Linked DNA regions of Homo sapiens: region 1 is linked to region 2. Evidence: chromatin loops called from intact Hi-C (ENCODE). Cell type or tissue: ovary. All regions are shown on one strand. Each heading gives the region's core, and the rest is flanking DNA. Links, peaks and the distances in the headings are about the cores only.

Region 1 (9,778 bases), core at 1,084-9,083, 56 kb after region 2:
GCTCGGGCCTGGCCAGCTGTGTTGTGTGCTTGTTGGTCATCCCCACGCGCTGCTGAGGAAACCTTGCCTTCTCCATTTACCTACACCCTCAGCCCTCTTTGTGGCTGTGGTTTGCTTTTGGCTAGGACATGATCTGGAGATTGGAGATTAGCCCTTGACTGCAGATGAAGTAAAGTAACAAAACCTCAAATCTCAGCTGTATGTCTTAACTCAATCAGCCAACCAGTCACATTTATAATATTAAGCTTCTACCACTTTGCTCCATGTTACCCATATATTTTGAGGCTAAATCTTAATCTGCCCTGCCTGCTTCTATTGCTTCACCACTGCTTTCTCTGTGAGCACGATGAGGCAAGGGCTACAAGTGTCTTGTCACAGCTGCTTTCCTGGTGCCCACCACAGTGCTTCCCTAGAGTAGGGCTTTAATAATTTGTAAATGAATGAATGAAAGAATTTCTTCTCTCTAAAACATTCTACAAGTTGCCTTTTATTCTCACCAGTTTGCAGAAGCTGCTCTGAGCCTACCAAAAAATTTTCCCTTGGCAAACTCACTGTCATTTCTTTGTTCTTACAGTTCACTTTCAAATAACATTTTATATTTTCCTAGAAGATTCTCATCATTCTGGATCCTTCTGTTACATGCTGCCTCCCAGCAGCCTTCTTTCCAGGGCTCTGTTTTCTCCTTCACCTCTTAATTTTATTTTCTGGCTCCTTTTCTTTACCTCATCCCTTAGTATGGTCATTAATTCCAGGTTTTCTTCTCTTTCCTCAGTATTAGCCCCTTCAGCTAGGAGAGGTGAGGCAGTCTCTCTTACCACCACAGTTTTAATGGGTATCTTTAGGCTCCCTTCTTATTTTTTCTCTACTCTTTAATCTGGATTTGCTTTCTGAATACCTCCATGTTGAGGTCCTAGCTGACATATCAAACTTAACACTCCAACAACTGGCCTCATTAATTTGCCTCATAAATGTATACTTTTTTCTCAATATCCGTATTACTAATAACATATCTTTATTGTTTTGTTATCTCATTGTAAAATCTTAGAACATTTTTGCCTTTTTTGAATACCAGTGTAATCAACAGAATGTATATGAAAATGTATTATTTTCATATAATATATCCCCATTCCAAACCATCTTTTCTCTTCCATTTCCACCACTAATTACTGTATAGATCTGTATCTTCTTACCCCATATTTATATATATGTGGATTCCTTATAAACTTATCACCATTCTAACCTACCCCACAAACAGAAAATAGAATAAATGTCCATATCTAGTTAGTTCTCTATTTTAAAAATTAGTGTTTTTTTAGACTAGCAAAGAGTGGTGAATCTTAGAATAACATCCATTGATTTAGCAAAAAAAAAAAAAAAAAAAAAAGACAATACACACACACACAGAAATATACACATATCAGCTCAAAAATTCTTACTAAATCATTAGGAATCCTATAAGCCTTAACTAGTAAATCACACATGCAGAACAAATTAATTTTAAAAAAAAATTACATATGACACTGACTGAACCGGAGTTCACATTTGTACCTAGAGATACCAGATTTACAAGTTTATCAAGCAACGAATTCAACCAAAATATCTGATCTGTTGCCTCTTGGAACTTTATAAATTTGCTGATGACAGCCTCAACTTTTAAAAATATTTAAATTCTAAATAATGTTGTGTAACTCATCAAATGACATTGTAACTTACATAACTTTGGTGTGAGGTTGGTTGGCGTGTAGTACGCATATAAGCTTTACCTGTCATCTCCTTAGCCTGCTGCACGATGCGGTGATTGAGGGCTTCTTTTTCTTGCTTCAGCAAAGTATTTTCTTCCTTCAGATTTGATACCAGCTACGAAATGAAACAATAAACTGAGATGGTTGCAATGGACAGAGGAAGCCTGATGACCAAGGATAAAGACCATAAGCAGTCATTCCTTACTTCCACCACCTCTGTGCTCCCTGTCTTTGCCTGGTTATGTCTAGTCACCTTACAAACTTGCTCAAGCATTACTCCCTCCCAAGAGCCTTCCTGAAACCCCCTTCAATTAGCTGTCTTTTCCCTGTGCTACTACAAGACCCTGTATATGCTCTTTATATCCGTTATAAATGATTTACTTTCCTCTTTTCCAGAATAGACTAGAATTTCTTGAAGGATAAGGATGGTGATGGTTTTTTACTTTACATTAAACATTAAAACATTAAAGTTTTACTTTACATTAAACATTAAAAAATTGCCTGGCACTAAGTCAGCATTTGCTCTCAAAGGTAATTGATATTACCTTCTCCTCTGAATGCTTTCACACAAAGCTTATGTGTACCCATGATTCAAGTGGGGAGATTAAGGAGGTTAAGAAGGATATGAGGATGTTTAGTTTGGGAAATTCACTGAAGAGCTTTTGATTCTCCCATCTGATGTCAAGAAAGAGAATTTCTCTTTCATCTCCCTTTAAGAGTTTTACAAGGCTGAGAACTAGTCCTTTTATTCCATGTTTAAATAAGCATTGACATTACAACAATGTCAATGTACTTAATGCCACAGAACTGTCCACTTAAAAATGGTGAAAATGGTAAATTTTATGTCATGTATATTTTAAAACACACACACACACACACACACACACACACACACACACACACACAAGTTGACTCTTAACTTTCTAGTTCTTTGCTGGATAAGGATTCCCAGGAAGGAAAAGTTAAAACCAAAGGTAATTTTGCAAAGTACATAATTTACTCAGCTCATCTTTGGAATAAAGTGTGTGCTTATGATGAGTAAAATCTGAATTCCTTTTTCTAAGCTAAAGTTTAAGGAACTCTGAAAACAAGAGCTTTAATAATAGGGAGAGAACTGGCAGGCAAATCTCTTGTCATGTCAGGGGGTTTAGGACAGGAAAAGAGGGCTCCAGGGAGCAGGAAAGTTGGATAACTACACTGTGCCACACACAGCAGACATCAGTCCAGTAGGTATCCCTTCCGAGGGCTCAGTCTTTTCCCTCTGGACTGACCTTGCCTTAACATCCACTCTCAGTAAAAAAAGCCCCAGCTCTCTGTGGGCTTTCAGGAGAGGCTCTTGTTTGGTAGGGGTGCACAACCAATCACCTATGGTACTTTTTCAAAATAATGTGCCTAGCCCACACTCCCAGAGTCTGGATAGCTCCCTTTTTATATAAAAACTCCCCAGCAGTTTTGATAAATGCTCTTGGTTAGGAACCATACATAACTCTACTGTAACTTCTGGGCTCCTTGATCAGACTGAGAATGTCATTTTCCTGACCATGAAGCTGACTGTCACAGTGAAATGTTTTCATTCTTCCCCTATCACTACATTCCATCAAAAGAACTAATGGGGCCAGGCGCAGTGGCTCACACCTGTAAACCCAGCGCTTTGTGAGACCAATGTGGGAAAACAGCTTGAGGCCAGGAGTTCAAGACCAGCCTACACAACATAGGAAACACCGTCTGAACTAAAGTTAGTGCCTACAGCTATCTCTGTGAGAAGTGGGAGAAAATGAAATGAAATGAAAGAAAAAATCTGAATCTGCTTGTGTGTTTATTCTATCAGACTAGAAAGGCAAGAACTTGGCTTTGAAAAGGAAAGGAGAATCTTCCCACCACACTTAACTACTGTACAGATTCTGAGGAATCCGAAGCTGGAAAGCTTCCGTGGTTTGGGGAGACTTAAAGGGAAGAAAAGAGATCTTAAACATTCAAGAGTATCTTTTTGAGTGCACGTCTTAATTCTGAGAGAACAAGCTTGCTGTATCAAAACAACATTATATAAAACAGAAAAGAATCTCACCTTTTGGCACTGCTGTTTCTATATATAGAGTACAGATCTAGAGATATAGGAGGAATTACTTTACTGGAACCTGTAATGCCATGGAAGGACTGCAATTTTACCAGCCACCCTATCCTAACCGACCTGCATCTAAGTTCCTGCTGTAGTTCTCACTGCATGTGCTGATATTAACATTTAGAAGTCAGTACAGACAAACCATATCAGGATTCTTGCCAGCAGTTACAGCTGACACAGGCAACTCTGTTTTCATTTAAAGATGGTAATACCAGCGGAATCTCTGAAAATCGATTACTTTTTTCCAGGAAGCCTAATGTTGAGGTACTTTTACAAATGTTTCAGCAGTACATCTCATTACTACTTGACAATCTTAATGTCTTCTATACTTAATAAAGTTTTGATATGTTAATACAAATTTGAAGCGTGCAAGTACTGGTCAATCTGAAAGCATTTTGTGGGGAGGGTTCCATCTGCGTAAAGCTGTTGGTTGCAATCACTGTGCAGACATTTAGACTTCTCCTGCTTGGACTTCTTAATACAGCCTTAATGCAGGCTTCAACAAGGATCCCTACCATCAGGTACTAAATATTATGTCTAATGTTCCATTATTAGAACACTAAGCATGTGGGAGTTATTTATATTCTACTGCTCAAGGTCATTGCCAAAGACTGATTTTGCAATTCAAAAAATTGCAACCTTAGGCATAAATGGGTTAATCACATTAACCCTACTGAAGAAAAAGGAGTCTACGCCCCAGACTGACTTTTTTTTTAAAAGGAGTCTATGCCCCAGACTGACTTTTTTTTTTTTTTTTTTTTTTTAATATACAAGTGTTAGTAGGTACTTGGCCATTCTCTCCTAAAAATACAGCTTTGCCTCTGTTCTTATTAGAGTAGAAAGTTCTACTAAAAGACCTACAGCCTACTCATTGATAATGAGAAATAAATGCTTGGGAAACAGTAATAATGAACAGTAATTCAACTAAAATTTGTACTGCATTTCTAATAAAACCAACAGTGAGTCACACGGACCAAGTCATGATGACAGCACCTCTCTTTTGTGTACGGAGTAGATGGGGATATGGACATTATTCCTACCTGCTCTGTTTCTTGTTTGTATCGATCTGCATGTTCCTCAATGCATTTTTTCTCTGAACGAGTTTGCTCCAGGTCTTTCCGGAGCTTGGCAATTTCTTCCTGCAGACTAAGGACCCGCCCAGTGGCAACTTTCGCTTCCTCTTCACTTAGTTGAAGACGTTCTAAGTCACTTCGTAGTTTCTCAGTCTCAGAGTTGTATATTCCTTCCAGATTGGTTAGTTTCTCCACAAGGCATTTGTAGTCTTTGTTCTTTAAACATACACATAAGTAACAATAAGTAAATACACATATCATCAAATGTATTTAGTAAGAAAACCATGTTTATTCATCATATTCATGCTATATCATCATAACATTGATATAGTATCCAACCAAAATACTACAACATTTGCAATAGCACAACCAATACCTTCTAGGTGACACAAACAGAGAAGAAAACAGGCACAATTAATTCAATTCTGTTTGATGTGGTAAGCAAGATGGATGTGATTTTCTCATAGTCACAGGGTGAGTTACATAGTAAATTCTTAATTTCCTGATTCTTAATTCAGAAATAGGAGGATCTATACTTGTTTTTGAAAACAGATCAAAATGTTGCTAAAAACCATTTACTAGCTTAGTGATGCGTACGAATGATTAAAACAGCCTCAAAATCCCAAGTTGGCCAGGTGTAGTGGCTCACACCTATAGTCTCAACACTTTGGGAGGCCAAGGCAGGAGGATCACAAGAGGCCAGGAGTTCAAGACTAGCCTGGGCACATAATGAGACCCCGTCTTTACAAAAAAATTTAAAAATTAGCTAGACATGGTGGTGTGTACCTGTAGTCCTAGCTACTTGGGAGGCTGAGGCAGGAGGATCACTTGAGCCCAGGAGTTTGAGGCTGTAGTGAGCCGTGATTGCACTGCTGTACTTTAGCCTGGGTGACAGGGTGAGAATCTGTCCTAAAACAAAAAACAAAAAAAAAAAACCCTCTCCCTACACACACACACGTTTCTCACAAATCTTTATGTTTACTACCTCAAAATTTCTCCCTCCCACTCAGAAAATCTTCCATCCCATTTCATTCTGATCCCTGTTTTGCTTTGCTCTCCTTAGCATTTTTATATTCTTAATTACCTTTATATCATTTACATGTGCTAAAATATTAGTAACTATCTTTAATCAAACAAACTTTTATCTCTGCAACAGATTGCAAGTTCATCAGAAGCATCAACATTTTCCTGATGCTTTTGCTATTTCAATGCTAAACCAACTCATCTGTAAAATGAACATGATACCACATGAAAATAAATGATAATTTTGATAGAGCATTGCCAAGTACAAAATACAGTATGCCTGGTTCAAGCTGGTGTTTGAAAAATAAGTAACATACAATATGACTCTTGGTCATAAAGGTTTGAAGCATTAGTAGATCTCTGTTCTCAAAAATAATTTCCTGCCAGGCATGGTAGCTCATGCTTGTAATCCCAGTACTTTGGGAGGCTGAGGCAGGAGGATTGCTTGAGGCAACAGCCTGGCAACATGAGACCCTGTTTCTACAAAATAAAAAAATTAGCTGGGTGTGGTAGTACGTGCCTGTAGTCCCATATACTCAGAAGGCTGTGGTGGGAAGATCACTTGAGCCCAGCAGGTTGAGGCTGCAGTGAGCTGTGACCATGCCACTGAACTCTAGCCTGGGCGACAGAGTGAGACCCTGTCTCAAATAATAGTAATAATAATAATAATAATAATAATAATAATAATAATAATAATAACTTCCTGCCTTAGTTTTTGCAATTGTGATCCACCTTATGAGTTCATAAGTACTTCCATGCCCATTATGGAAATAAATACGGTCATAATTTTACTTTTTACTAAGACCGAAGGGTAAAGTCAAAGAAAAACAATATTGAAAATAATCCTGGTGGATTTCTTCAGGCATACTCCACTCTCAGGGCCCCTTTGTGAAACACACCTGCTCATCAACTTTGCGCTGCAGCTGCATGATCTTGTTCTCCATGCCGATGTGCAGCTTCTTATAGCGCTCCACTGAGCGAGCCTCGATTTTGAGCTTCTTTAGCTCACGCTTGGCCATCATCCGCCTGAAGCAGCACTGAAGGTAGATGATGGCATGCATGCTCCTCTTGTAGTGTGTGCGGGCCAGCCAGCCCCGGACTCGCTTCTGAATGATGACTGCTTTGTGCTCACGGAGTATCTGCAGAAAAGGATAAGGGCAAGCAATGTCAAGACCCTGGACTACACTCATGATTATCAATCTATGTCGGGCTGAAAATCCACACATTACCTAGAGGAAAAGACATAAAAGTTGAATTGACAATGTACTATGTAGATTATACTTATCACAGATATATGGAGGCTACAAAATTATTTTTAAAAGTGATTTGAAAAGTAGACTTTAGAAGGTGATTTCAGAAACATACATAAAAATGTGTCATATGCACATATTATGTGTATAATTCTAAGCAGAATATAGAGTTGGAAGCTGTCTAAATAAAAAGCACCAGATTACCAAAAGAAAAACAACTATAAAAAGAAAGAAAAAATACATTAGGTTTCTTATTAGTATATGATTTCTGTTGGCAACAGATGATCCTCTATAAAATTAACAGAACCAGGCATCCTGTAAACTATGTGCTACTAAAATAAGAGATATCCCCACCACCCTGACTGCTGATACCACCTCACTATGCATTATTAGGCCCGTGCATGAGGACACGGGGTATGGGCAGCAAACTGTCTGTAGAGGCCAACACTTGGGGTACTAAAAAGTTTGTACTGATTTATTGATTTTTTTTTTTTTTAGAAACTAAAAGATGACACTCTTGTTTACCACATTTGAGGAATACCATTCTAGTGAGGATTTTCCATTGCTATTTCAAATGTAGCAAGGATCCACTTTTGGGATTCAAAGGTAGGAGGGATGGGGCTTTAAAATGAAAGGTAAAAGTAAAAAGATGTGAAACAAACTAATCTTACTTTTGATTTTATGTTACATTTCCTAAAAAAAAATGATATTTCCCTAAACTTATAAACAAACAAAAGTTTGCCTTATTAGATGAATTTGTTGTCGCTAAAGAGCACCAAAAAGACACCGTGTAAACATTTTCTAGGAAAGATGGAGAAGAAATTCTTGAATTTTAAGAAGAGGTAGCCAGGCACAGTGACTGGATAAATAAAACTATTAATGCCAATTTTCCTGTTCCATTTGCTTCTCCCATGTAACTTTGGACATGGGTCCATTTTTGTAATTTTAGTCAAATGGAAACAGCATTTAATCAGAGCTTCCATTTTCAATCTCACTTTCATCATGAGTGAGAGAAATTAATCAACACCTGTACTCTCTTTAAGACCCCCCCACTCCAAATCTCATGAAGGGGAACCTTGGACCTGAAATACAGCTAGAAGGAGCACTAATGTGATGGCTGTTGGCTTACATGTGAGCAAGCCTCTACGCTACCACCTTCCACCCTGTCCAGTCACAGTGGGAGCCTGAGCTGGCCGGAGGCTGCCACTGCTAAACCAGTGACCTCAAAACCCAGCTCAGATGTTCCTAAGGAAAGTAGTGAGGAACACAGGAAGGTAACTAGTTTGGTGTATCTGAAAAGCAACTTCAAACCTCTTTCCTCCCTAAAATCTCACGCTTATATAGAAAGAGCATGAGACTACATAAAGGAGGGGTGAGCAGAAAGATCTGGAGTAGCTATCTTCAAAACACAGCTATTAAATACACTCATTCAAGCCTCACCAGTTTCGAATTTTTTGTTGTCTAAAATCACTTCAAATAAAAATAAATAAATAAATAAATAAATAAATAAATAGGGCCTAGGTCACACCCATATACTGTCTGTGCTTAGAGACCCAAATCACCCCATTAATGCTCCTTCTAATGGTGATGTCCATAGAGCTCTAATATCCAGGCTTGTATTTCTCACTGATTTGAAATATAGCCTGTAGGATAGACTCCAAACCTTGCCAAAATGAAAGAGATAAAAATCGTTCATCAATGGTCACAGGTGATAATTAAGACTACTCTGGTGACCCCATTAATTATTGCTAGATGTAAGATTATTTGTCAAAAACTTTTGGAGCATTGTATCTGTCAATACAATTTTAACCACATTAATGTTATAATTTGCCTCCTCTTCACCATGGTAAATTCTTCCAAGGTTGTCTCATTCTTGGAATAACCTTTAACCTGTTTGTCATATATTCTATCTATTCAAAGTTCTCTGTAGTCATCTGAATAGGGGGCCCCAAGGAAATTAGGTGCTAATCCCTGGAACCTGCAAATGCTATTTATTCAGAAAAAGGGCCTTTGCAGATGTGATTAGGTTAAGGGTCTTCAGATGGGAGGATTATCCTGGATCACATGGGTGGAACCAAATGCTATCATAATTATTCTTATAAGAGGCAGATAGGAGAAGTCAAGTCAGATACACAGAAGAGAAAATGCTGTGAAAACAGAGGCTGAGACTGGACTGATGTGGCTACAAGCACAGGAATGCTGGCAGCCACCAGAAGCTGCAAGAGGCAAGGAATGGATTCTCCCCTGGAGCTTCTGGAAGGAGAGCAGCCTGCTGACAACTTGATTTTGTCCCATTGATAATGATTTTGGACTTCTGGTCTCCAGAACTCTGAGAGAATTAATTTTGGCTGTTTTAAGGTAACAAGTTTGTGATAATTTATTATAGCAGCCACAGTAAACTAACATACTTTTTTTTTCAAATTATATAAACAAAGAGAAAGAAGGAGGTAAAAGTTTTTTTCCCATTGTTTTGTTAATAACTGTATGTGATTATTTAGTATTTTAAAATGCATTTCAGGCTGGGCATGTGCACAATGGCTCATACCTATAATCTCAGCACTTTGGGAAGCC
Region 2 (9,778 bases), core at 863-8,862:
TCAGAGAGGCTTTTGCTGTTTCCTGTCTTTTTGGTTGAGACAACCTGCTACCAATTAATGCCCAAACAGAGTATTGCATCCTCCCAGAGAGCACTGATTCATGACAGAAGTCAAGCTGAGTTATAGCAAGTAACTATGACAAAAAAGAAAACCACCTGGCGCTGAGCACTTGGTCTCCTTAAAACAAGTAACTTGGTACGCAGCACTTGCTCGGTTCCCACATGCCAGCTGCCAACTCTGATAAAAAAGCACCCCTTGCTGGCCAGGGGCATTCCACACGTACCAGGAGGGGCAGCACGTGACCTCACGACATTTTTAAAGTCTCCTGCATCACAGGTGCCCACACCACCACTGCTCCATATGGGAAAGCAGGACAGCCAGAGGGCTGTGCGACATCAGGCAAGTCACTGCCCCTATCTCTATTCCCAAGCTATCATCAGAAATGATTGTAGAAGCGACCCCACCTACCGTCCATGCTGCTGTGAGGATGAAACGAGGTAACAGAGGAAAGCGCCGCAGGAAAGCATATCTGGACCCAGGTACTGTTTCTGCATTACTTTCAACAGGATGCACTAGTTTTGGCTCTGTTTTATCACTAAGCAGCTGACATTACCCAGAGGATCCTTGACTATGCCTGCTAAGGAACTCTATGAATTAGTGACGGGGGTGTGTGTGTGTGTATGTGTGTGTGTGTGTGTGTAAGAGAGAAAGGGCATTGTGTGAGGACTTCTCAGGATGGTGGCAGGTGCCCATTTTCCTAGGGTTACCATGAAAGTTATTTCTCACAACAATCACTGCACTGAAATTATAATAATATAGTATTTTCATAGCCTCCCCTAACATGTAGCTGTAACCTTAGTAAAAGATTTGATCTATATTACACATAATTACTCACCCAGAAAGAGCCAACTATGAGCTATCCATGGAAATGAAGAAATAACACAGCAAATTCTCCAAACTGACAATAATCCCCAAATTCCCTATCAGTTGGCTTCGGAATATGTTTTTGTGCTTCTGCACCTGACAAAAGAAGCATCAGATATGTGGAAATTTTTTAAACTTCCAAAGGAATTAGAAGCTACACTTTGTGGATTTTATCCCATATTTATCTTCCCTCCTTTTAGAGTTACTCTCAGGCAGATCAAAGCCTTAACCTGAGGAAAAGCTGCAAAAAGGGAAATTACTTTTAAATTTTCAGCTTCAAGTTGTAAGGGTGTGAGGTGAGTCTGCATGTAGTAAGGTGAATGGGGAGGGGATTATTAAGATAAAGAACTGTTGTGACTTTTAAGATCTCTTCCTTTGAATTCCCATTGTGTGTCACAGAGGAATTAAGAAAAAGTTGATGACTGATCTTCTGAAGGAATGCATGCAGAGAAGTAAGAACAACAAGGACTGTGCAAAGATTGGGCTGATGGTAAGCACCAGGAAGGCCAGCAGGGGCAACTGAGGACTGACTCCATCCACCTGCCTTCAGTGCACAGTCAAACAGCAGGCAACGGGATAGACGATTAAGTTGAGGGAAGGGGAAGAGTGAATGAGTAGGGGAAAGGCTGGCAGGGTGTGTCTGAAGTTGGGTGAGAAAGTGTGGCTGACAGAGAGAAAGAACCTCAGAGGGAAAGCAATCCTCAAACTGGCCCAAAGATCCCCATAGTCGGCAGAATCTTCTTGTACCTTCAAGAAAATGGTATACAGAATCATTTACTGGGCCTTGGGGTTCCCTGGTTACAAGGTATTCTTGTCAATGACTAAAAATCTCCAGGCCACCAAGAGAGGTTAATTCAGACCCCCATCTGGAGCTCTGGGTAGACCTGGGAGGAAGCTGGAGCCCTGGAATAGCAGAACCTTTGTGCCACCATCGCTGAACAGGAGAAACCACCAAGGGCAGCTGTAGGAGCTCTGGCTCCAGCACTTGACAGGACAAAGACAGGAGATGGGAGAGAAGGGCTCAGACCACAGCCTTTCTTTCATGACGCTTCAGTACATGAGCTGTCCGGAGTAAAAAAAAGGGCTGCATGGCAGTGACAGCTACAGCATGACCTGGAAGACCTGAGAAGATTCAGGGTGCACGTTGAGTCGTGCTACACAGGATGAAGCTGGGGGAGGTCTGGGAGATTTCCAGGGCTGAGGCGGACAGCCTGTACCACGTTGCATTTTCTTAGCAACTCCCCAACTTACAGCCTATCGGATGCTGTTAGATTCTGACACATTTGGTACGAACCAAATGGCTATGACTTAATTGTGCATTGAAAACCGCATTGACAACCAGGAAAAACTGGGAGAATTTGATGCAATTGGTAGTGTTTCTGGTTGATACTGCAAATAAATAAATAAATGTATTCAAACTGAATAAAGCAATACATGATGTAATAAAAATTACTTAAACTAATTATAATACAAATATAGTAGGACCTTCTAAAAGCATGTACATAAATCATGTACATTTAAGAAAGGTTACAGCTACACAAACTTGTGATTTTACATTTGATTAATCCTAAGGAATTGACAGGCACTACACACTGGTCTTTCCATCAGAGAATGGACTTACTGAGTAACTGCAGCTTTTTCTCTCTAGAATCTAAGGGCTGAGAAGAGAGAATTTTAAATGTGGAGGAGATGTTAAGAATCAGTGTCCAACTCTCTTATTTTATAAACGAGGAACTTGAGGCCCATGTAAATTAACAGACAGTATTTATCTTTTAATAACAATCTTTATCACTGATATGAAGCTGTTTGACTTCCATAAATATTGCACATATTTTAATAAGATTTATAGACCATCTAACAGTTAAATTTATATAACCTATGATTGTAATTCAGAACCAGAGTTTCTAATGAAAACTAATAATTTGCTTTTGTGCAACCTGAAGGATTTATTGTATAAGATTCCTAAGAAAAATGGTGAATATGTTTAACTAGAATTTCAGAATGAAAACTTACAGAATCTGGGTCTTAATGAACCAAATCCTCTGTAAAATTCAACAATCTTCTATTTCTTATATAAGTCTTCTTAAAGTATTTCTAATATGATGCTTTTAAAATTATCTAGTGGCATCTGAGAACACTTATAGAAGCTGCAAAGCCTTAAAAACTGAATCATAATGAAATATTTATTATATACCTTCTTTTGCATAATCAAAGTTTCAAGACCTGAATCGTGAATATTCTGACAATCCTCTCTAGATAGTGAGTGAGATTCTTTTTTTTTCCAAGGCAGTGTCTCTCTCTGTCACCCAGGCTGGAGTGCAGTGGTTCGATCTCATTGCAATCTCCGCCTCCCAGGTTTAATCGATTCTCGTGCCTCAGCCTCCCGAGTAGCTGGGATTACAGGCAAGTGCCACCACGCCCGGCTAATTTTTGTATTTTTAGTAGAGACAGGGTTTCGCCATGTTGGCCAGGCTGGTCTCCAACTCCTAACCTGAAGTGATCCGCCCACCTTGGCTTCCCAAAGTGCTGGGATTACAGGCGTGAGCCACCGCGCCCAGCCGAGATTAATTCTTAATAAATTAAGAAGAGAGAAAACCTGTCAAGGTTGAAAATATGCACTGAAGGAATCAGATCTGGTAGTTAAAAATAAGTCACTTCACAGAACACTGTACCCTGACGCAATATCCACCCAGGGAAAATTAATGAGCACATCAATGTAATACATCCTGAATAAATAATGACATCAACAATAGCCACTTTGTCTAATCCTACCCCTAAATGTCAAGCATTTTGTCATATTACTACATGACTTTCCAGTGTCTGCTACTTGTGCAGGTGAATCTGTAGGTATTTGCATATAATCCAGTTAAAACTGTGATCTGATTGAATTGTAAACAGAATTGACAAGAGAAACTTATTGTAGTGCCTAATATCACTTACATTTTAAGAAGACAGTATGTAGCAGCAATTTAAAATGCTCAGTAAACTATAGTACAAATGGACATCTATACTATTTAGCAAACCAACATTCCTTTAATATCTCTATATCATAGTGACACAAATGAGGAATTACTTTACATATTGCCAGTTTATTTCTTTGAACCAGTTTAACAATATCAACATAATTGATTACTAAACTGACATGATATGTACTCAATGGAGACTTTTCTTTCCATTCTCCTGTTTAGTGCAGAGGAGGTTCTTTGGTGCCTTCCTAACAACAGCTCATCTATGGAAGTTATACTTTTTATACCATTCAAACTCAGTGCTAAGGATTTAAAATAAATGCTGCCAGCTGAAGACACATTTTTCTCCTCCTTTCCTTCCTCCCTTCCTTCCATCATTCTCCTGTATGTAAACTCACGGTACCTAGTTGGTTAAGGATGAGTGTTGCTATAAAGATAACACAGCACGAAAGAGCCTATCTTTGTTTCCAAAGTGATGAAAGTATTCTAGGGAGATTTCCAGTTAATGACTTCTCATTTGGGAGATAATCAGTACTTTCTCTTTAAAAATGTATTTTCAGTAACTCACTGGAAATAATGGGTTCTTATTTCGGGCAAGAAATGTATTGTCAATTTTTGCCTGGACATCACTTTCAGACCCGTGAAATGAAGCCCAGGCCGAGGCTGGCTGGAATCTGGATGGTTTCTAGTGCGAGGGAAGATGGGTTGAAAGGAAAGGTGACAGGAAAGATGTGTTTAGCATCCATGAGCAGCTGGGGAGAGTCTTTCCTGTCTCGTAAACGCATCTGAGAAGATTAGGAAAAAAAATAAACAGAGCATCAGTTCTTTGAATCTAAAAGACTTTTTTCTACTAAAATTTCTACCCTCAAATTCTCAACTAATGAAGAATGTTTACTTTTGTTTTAAACTCACTTCATTTTCCCAATTAACTATTATCAAAAAAGTTAGTGCATTGTAAAATAAGATAATAAAAGATAACACATTATCCTTCAATAAATTACAAAATGTCCATTCAAAAGACTGTGTTGGTGAATCAAAGAAGAAGATGGGAGCTCTTACCTGTATAGTACGAATGAACGACACAGAGACTCTTTCTTCAAACTCATTAACTGGAGTATACAAATTCAACACTTTCACAATCTGTGAGAAATGAAATGATCAAAGTTTTTGGCATATTATCAAATACACACTGGGTACCTATAATCTGGAAAATTAAAAGGATCTGTGCGTACAGATTTCAGTTCTACTCAGGGGTGGGCTGGGACCAGAAGGAAGGAGGAGCTGGTCTGCACATTTACCTTTATCTGAATTTTTACAAGAGAATGTATCAATGTAATGTTTGTGTAATATTGTAAGAAGCTGTGTAAATTTCGAAGATATTCAAATAGCACAAGAGAATAAAACATGAAAAATAAATGTCCGCACTTCCATCCTTCCAGTCTCCCAAAGTGGCAATTGTTAACCATGTCCTGAACACCCCCTCTAGCTGCTATAAATATTCTAGTTCATTTTATTTTTATACAAATGGGATTCATTCTATTAATACTATTCTGCAACTTTTCTCCATATAAAAATGTTAGCCGTATTAATACAATTATCTCTTTTGAATGTTTTTTAAATCATATTTTTATAAAAGATCATAAATAACATGAATAACAAAAGCCCCTAAAGAAATTAATCAATTAGAGAGTATGAAGTTCTTTTTTAAAAAGTTCAATAATTTTTTTTTGTAAAATGGTCATGTCTCTTTTCTAATGAAAATAAATCATCGTCTATATAAGGTAGATATTTCCATTTTCAAGGTATTGTCTAAACCTGTGCTGTCCAATACAACAGTAGTAGTCACTAGCCACATGTGGCTATTAACACAAAATGAAAATAAAAGTTGAATGCAGGACAGTGCTGATCTATAGGAAAATAAATTAAGCACCAGAGAACTAGAAAGTGGGCATGTTGTTATCAGGTCTGTGGGTGACAAACTGAATTAGGGATCAGTCTCTCGGAGGCAAGTATTTGAATTTTAAAAAGTGGGACCACTTTGTTAACTAATATTTGCTAAATAAATAAACTGCAGGTCTGCCTCACTCTGTGAAATATGCTTAAAGTATATTTAAGTATTAAAGTATATTCTTTAGAAGTTGAATGGCAGCCAACTTCTATAAAGTTGGGCTTCCTCCAGGGTATTCTTACTTTCCACACTTGCAGAAACTGGGAGGAAATCTCAGGACCATTGTTCTGTCAGATAGTTCTGCTTTATTCTTAGTAAGAAGTTATGCAAACATGAATTCAACATTAAGAAGCTGCAAGTCTTGATTCTGATTGTCTACTGATTGACTTTTTTTTTTTTTGAGATGAAGTCTCTGTGCAGTGGCACAATCTTGGCTCACTGCCACTTCTGCCTCCCAGGTTCAAGTCATTCTCCTGCCTCAGCCTCCCAAGTAGCTGGGATTACAGGCACCCGCCACAATGCCTGGCTAATTTTTGTATTTTTGTAGAGATGGGGTTTCACCATGTTGGCCTGGCTGGTCTTGAACTCCTGACCTCAGGTGATCTGTCTGCCTCAGCCTCCCAAAGTGCTGGGATTACAGGTGTGAGCCAGCACGCCTGGCCTACTGATTTTTTCTGTTGCCCAGGCTGGAGTGCAGTGGTGCAATCTTGGCTCACTGCAACCTCCGTCTCCCAGGTTCCAGCAATTCTCCTGCCTCAGCCTCCAGAGTAGCTGGGATTACAGGTGCCTGCCACCATGCCCGGCTAATTTTTGTATTTTTAGTAGAGATGGGGTTTCACCATGTTGGTCAGGCTGGTCTCAAACTGATTGAGTTTTAATTGTATTGGGCAAAACTGAAAATTTCATATGTTGTAGGATATATGATGAACATTAAGAAAGTTGGCTGGGCACTGTGGCTCACGCCTGTAATCCCAACACTTTGGGAGGCTGAGGCGGGTGGATCATGAGGTCAGGAGATCGAGACCATCCTGGTTAACATGGTGAAACCCCATCTTTACTAAAAATACAAAAAATTAGCCAGGCGTGGTGGCAGGTGCCTGTAGTCCCAGCTACTCCAGAGGCTGAGGCAGGAGAATGGCGTGAACCTGGGAGGGGGAGCTTGCAGTGAGTGGAGATCATACCACTGCACTCCAACCTGGGCGACACAGCGAGACTCCGTCACAAAAAAAAAAAAAAAAAAAAAAAAAGAAAGAAAGTCTAAGAGTCAGCACAGAAAATAACCGGGCAAAAGAAAATTGGGCATGTTCATGCCTGTGCCTTGCTTCATGCTGTCACTATAATCCTCAAATGCCCTTCTCATTCTTCCACTTCCTTAAATTCAATGCCCAGATTAATGGGACCTTCCCTGAATACTGCTATCTTCCCTCAGTACTTCCTTTAGGCATCTTACTACAGAATTTGCTAGAACCTCTACGGTAGAGTCAGTTGGATACGACTCTGTCTTCCCTACTGAACTGTAAGCTCCTTGAAGGCAGGAATTTTTCCTTATTTATTGAAGCATCTTCCCCAGCAATAAATATGGTGCCTTGAGATGGAGGCTTAATTAATCATCTGTTGAAGTAACAAGAATTATCTGTCTCTAAAAACAAAGTCACTATTTGATAATCCACTCAATTATCAAATAAGATAGAAAGCTATTTTATGGAATATAAGCTGCATAGACTGTATACTCCATGAGAGCAGAGACTTTGTTTTGCCTATGGGTGTATCCCAGTGCCTTCAATGTTATATAGAACACTGTAAGTACTCAATAAATATTTGCTGAATATTAAATATATTTATACTGTAATTAGCACTGAAATGTATTAATTTCTGGCAAAATCTCCTTGCTTTAAGATTGGTAGAGGCATATATCTTCTTGAACACAGATGAAGTCAGCTCAGAGATACAAGCAATAAGTAGAGGACTTCTTTACTTCCCTAAAGATCATCTTTGATGAATGTTAAATTATTTTGTAACAGGGAAAGTTGCTCTACCTGGGCAGTAGTTAAAGCATTGCACATAGAACAAATGGCTTCTGCATCATCATCTGTTTTCTTTTTCACTTGCAAAAGTTGAGCAGCCTGAATGAGAGGTTCCAGGGTTTCTTTAGCCCCACTATTCATCAGATTCTTGTCACGCAGCCATTCTTCCAGTTGACTGACATTGTACCTATGAAAAAAAAGAGATACAGAGAATGCAAATTTGCTGAATTTTGTCAAAAATGTCTTAATTTTTTTGTGTGCGGCCTTGTCAGGATTTATGTTAAAATGACAGGCAGTATTTTTGTTCAATTTTCTTAAATCTCATCAGCTGTGCTTAAAAATTTATTATAGTCATGAGGATTATAATCACCATTATATAAGACTAAATGACAAGATAATGTAATTCTCTTTAATGGAAGATGGAAATGAAGTCATTATGGCAAAAGTTATTAGACTTGCTAATAAACAAAATAGAATAACATAATGTAGCTCTGTCTTTATTGGGGAGCTGGCCAGAAAACACTTTGTAGCTTCTCTTACAATTTCAGAGCTGGGTTGCTGTTGCAGGGTGAGACTTGATAATCCTTGAAGCACTCTCTCTTAAGGCAAACTCCAAATCAGGTAACTGAATAACCAAAAGCCCCACATATACCTGTGCTGAAGCCTTAAGGGAAGAGCCTAGGAGATGAAGATGGTGGCCTGAGAAAGCTCCGGGATGAAAGGAGAGAGAGGCAAGGGAGGGCCACTGGAAGAGACAAAGACTCCAAATGGTGACAGAGACAAACTACAAAGACATTGTAGGTTTCACAAAATAGCCAACCAAGTGGCAGCAGTCCTAAGACTGAGGTCAATAGACACACAATCAGCACTTAGCAACCAGGCAAATAGGGGCCAGCATAATATTGCGACAGGTGGCTCCACATTTCCATGCAGAGCTTATAGAGAAATATGCTCCACTATCTGAGAGGAAGGCATTATTGTCTTAAAATTCACTACACTTCAATGTAAGTCAGGATGGAAAATTTGAAAAGAACACTAACAGTTCCTGAGATTGAGTAACTACTAAGACTTTGATAGGAGAAATCATTTTTCCCTCCTCTTGGTGAATATTCTAGCTGTTTTAAAATAAAAAATTTGTGGCCCAGCACGGTGGCTCACACCTGTAATCCCAGCATTTTGGGAGGCCGAGACAGGTGGATCACCTGAGGTCAGGAGTTTGAGACCATCCTGGCCAACATGGTGAAACCCTGTCTCTACAAAAAATACAAAAATTAGCTGGGTGTGGTGGTGCATGCCTGTAATCCCAGCTACTTGGGAGGCTGAGGCAGGAGAATTGCTTCAACCCAGGAGGCAGAGGTTGCAGTGAGCCGAGATGGCGCCATTGCACTCCAGCCTGGGCAACAAGAGCAAAACTCCATCTCAAAAAAAAAAAAAAAAAAAAAAATTTGCAAAAAAATTATGTTACAATAATGAGGTTATGCTGAGGAGTATTGGGCATAAAATTAAGTGCAGCTTTTCTTAAAATATAGAGGGGGGATATTTTAAGAATTAGTAAAAGATCTATCAGACCTGTTCTTGTTGCCATAGGTACAAAAAGGTATTTTTCCAAAAATATATTTCTAAGAGCAATCAAACATTAGAAATCTTCATTATTATAATTTAATAATTTCTTATTGTATAATTAAAACACACACATAAGGAGAGGAAGCAGCTATCTCATCTTTGTGTATTTTTGCATCATCTCTTCACTCCCCCAAATAAGCAAGCTTCACAGTGGAAAAGGGTTTCCTATCAAGAATGTGAAGAACCTGTTGGCAGGGTACAGACAGGGAGCAATAATGAGATGTGGTGAAATCCAGCCAGGCAAGGGAAAGTGGCTCCGTGCCAGTTTCTCCCTTGCTGCTTGGCCACATGGC

The links. Hi-C counts contacts between places; a loop is a spot of excess contacts. Peaks named below come from ENCODE experiments on the same cell type or tissue, not always from the same donor. Only the 100,000 strongest peaks of a DNase experiment are listed, where the experiment ranks them.
Region 1: it touches region 2 in a loop (4-fold over the local background); 3 of 110 quality-filtered maps call a loop at or near these places.

What each region holds. Positions count from the first base shown.
Region 1 is chr15:52,365,268-52,375,045 of GRCh38, forward strand. MYO5A (myosin VA) reads right to left here. Exons shown (of 42, transcript NM_001382347.1): 21 at 6,857-7,096; 22 at 4,902-5,150; 23 at 1,764-1,857. Among named protein-coding and RNA genes, the nearest start is that of MYO5C, 74 kb to the left of the region's middle. In ovary, for the core only: no CTCF peak of the experiment used is centred there; a DNase peak (open chromatin) is centred at 5,024.
Region 2 is chr15:52,309,174-52,318,951 of GRCh38, forward strand. MYO5A (myosin VA) reads right to left here. Exons shown (of 42, transcript NM_001382347.1): 40 at 7,875-8,049; 41 at 4,950-5,030; 42 at 1-4,675. The coding sequence ends at 4,523. Among named protein-coding and RNA genes, the nearest start is that of MYO5C, 18 kb to the left of the region's middle. In ovary, for the core only: no CTCF peak of the experiment used is centred there; no DNase peak of the experiment used is centred there.